Linked DNA regions of Homo sapiens: region 2 is linked to region 1. A link is a contact called in ENCODE Hi-C or POLR2A ChIA-PET data. All regions are on one chromosome and are shown on one strand. Each heading gives the region's core, a stretch centred on a gene start or an enhancer-like site at or near the end of the contact. The rest is flanking DNA. Distances are from core to core; before and after follow the strand shown. Region 1 overlaps SSPN-AS1 (SSPN antisense RNA 1). Region 2 holds the start of ITPR2-AS2 (ITPR2 antisense RNA 2).

Evidence for each region. Hi-C counts contacts between places; a loop is a spot of excess contacts on that map. ChIA-PET counts read pairs that join two places held with the same protein, here RNA polymerase II (POLR2A).
Region 2: a map of mammary epithelial cell shows a loop between it and region 1 (4-fold over the local background). The contact joins the promoter of ITPR2-AS2 here to the enhancer-like site in region 1. A Hi-C loop is called at or near these places in 3 of 168 maps with a recorded cell type or tissue (MCF 10A, PC-9 and mammary epithelial cell). POLR2A ChIA-PET finds 5 or more read pairs at or near these places in 1 of 52 experiments (MCF 10A).

Annotation. Positions count from the first base shown.
Region 1 is chr12:26,244,967-26,248,479 of GRCh38, forward strand. All of the region lies in intron 1 of SSPN-AS1 (SSPN antisense RNA 1), which reads right to left. Among named protein-coding and RNA genes, the nearest start is that of SSPN-AS1, 25 kb to the right of the region's middle. RefSeq lists enhancers at 301-480, 1,096-2,295. Within about 2 kb of position 1,650, at least 8 of the 41 ENCODE cell types and tissues checked have a DNase peak (open chromatin) inside an H3K27ac peak, as active enhancers do; they include PC-9 and mammary epithelial cell, where a contact is called at or near this core.
Region 2 is chr12:26,316,987-26,320,770 of GRCh38, forward strand. It overlaps ITPR2-AS2 (ITPR2 antisense RNA 2), which reads left to right and starts at 1,938. Exons shown (of 6, transcript NR_199072.1): 1 at 1,938-2,018. RefSeq lists an enhancer at 1,631-1,680.

The DNA of each region.
Region 1 (3,513 bases), core at 400-2,899:
TGTGCTTATCATTATCATTACCTGTTATCAACCCTGTTTCCCAGCTCATCTTTGAATCTGAAAATATGGGCTAGAGATGGAAGAGGAGGGGAATTATTTTATTATACTTGACTAGGTGCTCAGGAACACTAGAGTTACAGCTTGATGAGAGCGCGAGGAATCCTTTTTCCTGTACCTAAACTCAGCTGTAACCATGAAGGCATGCATGCTTGCAGTTAACACTGAAATAGAGAGCAGTTTCCAGAGTGTGCTTTCCTAGAGAAATCCCTGATAGGCTTCAGACTTTTACATTAAAGTCTAGTTTCTGGCTAATATAATGAGTCCTCTCTGAAACTAGCCTAGTATGCACTGTGCTTTCTCATTGTGTCATCAGATCTACAACAGGAAGTGGCGCTCCTGCCACCAAGTCTTCAGCAGTGGAATTGGGTTTTAGACTCTGTTGCTAATGCCCCTATTGCCAATAAGCATTCAATATTTCTGCTTAGCCTTCTTCTTGTGCCATTGGTGATGCCCTTCTCAAAGATGGGCTGGTCCTCCAGGGGAGATACATGCTGGGACTTCTAAAAAGCCCCAGGATTTCAGAGCCAGCCCCACTATGATGCATGAAAAGGGATAGTGGGCAAGTAATGGGACTTTCTGTTTTCCATCAGATCCTCAGTCCTTCCGGTTCCGTGTCAGTGCTTTTGCCTTCAGTGAGTTTGCAGTGGAAGTCTCAGGAGATATCACATAATTACTAGCACACAAGGAAGAAGTGGAAAGTAGAGAGGGAATCTAAAGACAATTTCCAATGGCAATTAATTGGCTTGACGCCAAAACCTTCTGAAGGCCGTTTTATGCTGGAAAGAAAAAGAGTGATCTGGGAGTCCCTGATCCTGCTAATGAAATCATGCGGCAGGAAAACCTTCCCATGTTTCTGATTTTTTTTTCTTTGTCTTTCCTACAACCACCAGTGCAAACACACAACACCCATAATGAATGGAGAACCTGGTTAATTGTGTAAACTCCTTCCAAAACAATCAGGTCTTAGCCCTCCCCACTGCATTTGAGAGAGCGACCAAATATGCAACTTAAAGCTAACACACATTGGACGTGGGAGTCCGTAGGTACAACAGAAATAAGCACCATCATCGGCCATGCCGCCGGAACAGTTAGAAACATTCTTCACCTGCTCAACCTGAAAAAAGGACCCGGCTCCAGCTTATCTTGGTAAGTGGCTAATGTGAAGTGAGCTCGGGGAAGCCTTCCATGGCCTCAGAACCATCTCCTGCACTCTGAGCAGTGCCCTTGGCAACACAACAGAAGACTGGAGGAAGGGGGCGAGGCCCACCCCAGGAGAAGGAAAGGACAGCATGAAACATGATGCAGCTGCTGAACTTTCTTTTCATTACCTTTAAATTATATCAATTTCTAGACTTTGCGATATCTACTGAAAAGAGAAAAGAGACTTAAAAATAATCTATCTGCTTTTAACCTAATTCAAATTGAGCAATAATGAAAGTAATTCTGCCTGTGCAAAGACTGGACCACCACTTTCACAGCTCCCTGCCTCCCAGTTCTGTGTGGCTAGGAGTTTCCATTTCAACTCTCCTGCTCTGAAGCAAGAAAAACACAGGCCTCACTGCTGTCGCCTCTGGCCCTGTGTTACCCCTTACCTGGAGTGACTCACCACATCAGCCCAGGGTGTGAGCGAGGGCAGGGCTTGTGTACCAAAGCTGGAGGAATGTGCACCATCTCTCCAGCTTCCTTAATCACCTGTGCCTGAAGGGCCTCTGTTAGAAATGCCCAGTACCTCCTGGATCATTAAATCATTGATGTGCTCCATAGTCCAAGTGGAATTGGGGGAAGAGGTGACCAAGATGTTGCTTGGTCAGCTGAGGTTGGAGTGGTAGAGTGGGAACGTGGTGGGTAGAGGAGGAGGTGTTTGCGTCACCAACCCCCAAGCCTTTGTCAAGATCCTAGCACTCCAAGCCCTTCCTTGATCTTCTGCCATGAGGTATATTTTATTATCACTGGATCTATAGATCTTTGAGTCATCTGAGCTTCTCCTCTTGGTCACAGGATAAGAAATGAGGGCAAGAGGGAAAGGAAATGTAAAAGCTTTAATATACCTATTTTGTGCTAGTCATTGTTCTAGGAGCTGGATATATAGGACCAATAAAACAGACAAGCTCACTACATCCAGAAGGAGAGACAGACAATGAAAAGACAAATAAATAGAACATTTTAGATAGTGGGCAAGTGCTATGAAGAGGGTGCTCTTACAGAAGAGAGAAAAGAGGTAGGGCAATATTGGGAAGGATGGTGAGGGAAGGACATGCCATTTGATCCTTAACCTGAATAATAAATGATAGCCAGCCAACAATATGGGGAAAAAGCATTATAGGTAGAAGGAACGGCAAATGCCAATCCCAGGAATGAGGCTGGGCAATCAGAGCAACAGAAAGAAGACATGGGTCCCTTGATCAGAGTGTCTGTGGGGCCAGCTACTACCGCACGGGAATGAAGTGGTCAGTTGCTGTCAGATTGCAGAGGGGCTTACAAGCCACTGTAAGGAAGTTGGGAGCCATTGGAGTGTTTGCAAGCAGTAGAGTGACATGAAGTTTATCACCTGTGTTTCCCACTCACACATGTGACACACACATATATACCCAGACATAAACACAGGGAAGATATATGAGTGGGCAGAGACACAGTTTGAGTTGTCAAAATATTTTATGTTTTTATAATTGACTGTTACTACAAATTGGATATTTAGAAAGATGAACAATTTCTCAGAAGTATAAAAGGAAGGGCTAGATTAGAAAATAAGTTAAGTATTTCTTGGAAACCGTTTTATAAAATTAATACCTGAAATGAAACAGCACCATTCACACAGAAGTCATGCTGGACATTGACTTTTGAAAGCCAACATTTAAGACATTTCTTCGTGACCAGAACAGGGTCACAATAGGGAAGAAAAAGCTGGATGGCTTTTTCACTAAGCCCCTTGGACTTACATATCCATTAAGAGAAGGCACAACTTGGTTTAAGGAACAAAAAACCAGTAATTTACAAGTGGCGTGGTTTATCCATATTTACTCAGAGCACCAAGCCTCCCTCTGAGACCCAGAGGAGAACTTTCAGTTTTACCCTCGTGCTTAACCACAGTGGTCTCTCTTTGTCCAAAGACATTGCACCACCCTGGAAGACACAGTCAATGAAAGTTCTTGGAGCAAGTAAACGTTTTGGGGTGTTGACCTATGAAATTCCTTCAAATACTTCTTTTATTTTGACTGACTGACTTCCTTCCTTCCTTCCTTCCTTCCTTCTTTCCTCCCTCCCACCCTCCCTCTCTTCCTTCCTTCCATCTTTATTTTCTTTCAAAAACTTTAAACAGGAGAGGCGGACAAATCTGAAAGAAAAGGGAGGATTATTTTTATTACAAACTGTGAGTATATCCAATATGGCTAAAATTACATAATACTGTTCTTCTGAAAGGATGGAGTTTTAAAAACCTGGTATTCTCTGAGACTA
Region 2 (3,784 bases), core at 688-3,187, 72 kb after region 1:
AGGTGCGAGAATTGCTTGAGCCTGGGAGGTCAAGATTTCAGTGAGCTGAGATCATGCCACTGTACTCCATCCTGGGCAACAGAGTGAGACCCTGTCTCAAAAACAACAACAAATAATCCAGCCATTACCTAAATGCCAAGAAATAAAAGACTGATGTATAAAAACAGGGGCCTTTGGTGTGATGGATGCATTAGCATTTACAACTGAGTTTCCTGCTCTAGCCTAACCTGCCCTGCAGACCCCTGTAAGGCCTCCCCAAGTATTTCTGGACTTCCTCTAAGTTCTCCCACAGGAACTCATAAGTCAGACTATTAGATATAATCACATGTGGAATTTGCCTTATTCTTTCTCTTTCTCCCCCTCTCCCTCCTCAGCATCCTCTACTCACAACACCTTCTGAAGGAGCCTCAGTCCTGCCATGACTGGCAGAACCTATCACGAGCATCGCCGGCATCCATGCCAACAGCTCACCTGCAAGGCTTTCAACTCTGCTGACCTTCAGAGTGTCAGAGCAGTGCCGAAGCCCAGGACATGGCTGTCATCCCTTATTCCTCCTAGCTCAAATCACCCTCAATATCCTGATAGGAACCAAATACCAGGCCATCCCGCCATTTCAGTCTCTGTCCCAAGGACTCCTCATTAAATTCCATCATCATCCTTCAGCTAACAACCAAAAGCCTTCCTGAAACACAGCCTCATGCAAATAGGTACTGAGAAAACTTCCTAGCCCCTAGTTCTGCAAACACTCACCTACGCAGTTTAGAATCAGCTAGGTTACGTGCCTGTGCATTTATATATGCAGATAAATAATACAGCAGCTATACTACAAGTAGGTGTCTCTTCAGCCTGTTTACTTTAATTTTTACATATTAGGCTCATCTCTGAATGCCCAAAAGAGGATGTAACTGATATATTCTCCTGGCAAAAGAGTCAGGAGTCATTTCCCAGCTGAGGGGATGGGTTGATGCTCTTCCATTTTCTCTTAACCCTGTGCAAATGGTGCTGGGCCATAAGAGGACATCTGGGATTCAACTCCCACTGTGTATGGCTAAGAATCAGAACAAAGTATGATGTCCACAGAGGACCTTGAGCTCACAGGCTCCATTCCAGAGAGTAATACAGGGATAGTAAACCACTGGAAGCAAAGACTCCCTGTGGAATAGCTGCAGTCATCCCCCATGCTGGCCCAGCCACCTGAGAAGAGACAGTCTTGTTAGGTTGACTTAACTATTGGTCACCTGAATTTAATTTGGCTTACTGAATTATGGATGAAGGAGACAATAATCCCCAAGAGTTGGCCAATCTTTGTCATCAGGGGTTTTCTTATGTTGGTGAGAGTGTTCTAGTACCTTAATAGGCAGCTTGAGTTTGATGCATGAGTCATAATGAATCAGATGTACCAGAGTTGTTGTTTTGATTCAGCTCAGCAGTTATGTCTTTGAATCTGAGTCTCAGATGGGCACCTGAATAGACTCATCACAAAGCTTCATTGCAAATTATACAGTGCAGGGAAGCTCAACAAATTATTCTGATTGTTTCCAGAAAGAAAAAGGAAGGCAGGATTATACAGCATTTAGTGTCACCAATTAACAAGGTCATGGGGCTGAACCACTCATTCCAAAAACTTAATATCTACAAACTCAAGCACAAGGAGCCTCTTTTAATTATTTGGAAACTGTGGGCTGCAGGGAAAGCGAGTGCTCTCAGCCTTGTGATCTGAGCAAGGTTCAGGAGCTGGAGTGGGTTTGGCTGAGTCACCACTGGCTGCATGACCCCACACACATCACCTGACCTCCACATGCTTCAGCTGGCCCGGCTGTAGAGATGAGAAAATGCAGCCGGAAGGCCCCAAGGGGCAAAAACAGCCTTCTGCACACAGCTGCCCTGGGGCAGCTTCCTGCGGCACAGTTTAGCTCTATCAGAGGCAGGGGGACCCTAGTCTGGGCCACCAAAGCAGCCTTACCTAAAAGCCACCTTTGGGAAAGGGCCTGTTTCATGCCGCAAGTGTAGGAGTATAAGTAAGTAAAACCTTTTTTAAGCCTTGAAAATACTCATATGTTTTGGTTGCATGATTTCATTTGAATGAATTTATTCTTAGTCAGGAATCAGAGGCGTACACAAATATGTATGTTCAATCATGCTCATCATAGTGTTAACTTTAGTAACGAAAAACTGAAAATTATCTAAATGTTCAACTGTAAAGCATTGTACAACAAACTATGGTACATTTTTATTTTGGAAGGTTGTATGGCCATTAAAAAATCACTAGAACAGAATAATCAATGACCTGGGAAAATGTCCACCGTAGGATAGTATATAGAGAAGGACCGTAAAACAACATTGTTAGAATAATCCAATTTGTTTTACACTATATGTACTCCCAGGTGGATAGACAAAAGCCTGGAAGGTGAGACAAGAAATTATTAATGATGTTTAATCTCTGCGTTTGGGGATTATCAGCTCTTTTTAAAATTTATGGTGCTTGCCTGTATGTTCCAATATTTTCTATCACAATGGTCATGTGTTCTTTTTGCCATAAAAATCAATTTTGAAATTCCCCGAGTTGCTGTTAACTTGGCCTGTCTGTTGCATATGGGGCCAAACTACACGCCTACCTGTGGAGCAAATGAATACAGTGACTCATCTGTGAGCTGAGGCTTGAGCAATTCCAGCCCAGGAGGCTCTCCGGCCTGGGAACAGAGTGGGATTTTTTGTCTGAGGAGGCTGAGTCTGGAAGAAGGATGACTCTGTGGGTGGTTTCCTAGATCCTCAATGCACGTGGCTTCCGGCCTTGACTCCTCCCTTAAATTCTGGGTTGCTGGCCAAGGCTGAAGAACAAATTTGCCTCAGCAGCCAACTCCTCTATGTAAGCCTGACATTTACTCTGTATCTACATAATATCTATTAAGCAACACCTGATCCTGTTCACCAGGATGTATGTTCCCAGGGAAACCTTCCTTTCAAAGTTAAGCAGGCATTCTTGGTAAGTAGCCCTAACACCTGGGAATCATGCAGTTAACTTTCCAGGCCTCAATCCTACATGAGTGTCCTGGGTTATAATAGCATGGCTGGATGGGTGGTGATCTCACCATTTTAGCCAGTGGCTCATCCTGCATGGGAAGAAAAGTTTTAAAATGGCACAGCTTCCTTTGAGAAGAGAGCCATCTGCTCCATAATATATGGGGAAGGAAAATGGTGCTTTATGAGACAATCAGAGCAAATTGGTACATCATCATGGAGCTTTCAAGGTGATATTTTCTAAAACAACATAGCCATTTTTTATTCCTCTTACCAAAGCCAAGGGGCAGTCGATAATCTCAACATTTCTGCTCTCTGCTTCAGGTGTAGGCTGTCATTGGCTTGCTTAGGTCAATAGTGGACACCAGCCTTCCCTGAGCTGACTTATTGAAGATGGCCCAAGGGCCTGGCAGGCAGTCTGAAGTACAATCTAACATTGTAACAGATAAGTCCCAGTGTGAAAGAGAGTCATATTATCTCCATTTCACACAGAAGAAACCAAAGTATGAATCCTCATCAAAATACATTTTATTGAGCACATACTTTGTGTCTGGTAACGTTTCAGGCACTGGGAAAACAGCAGTGAACAAAATAGATCAAGTCTTTGCCCTCAAAAAGTTTACATTCTTTTGAGAGTAAACAATAAGCAGAGTTTTAATATACTGGGTGATAATCAATATGAAGAAAAGTAAGGCTGAGTAAGAGGATAGAGAATAAAGGAAGTGCAATTCTATATAGAGTAACTAGGGGAGTTTTTTCTGATAAA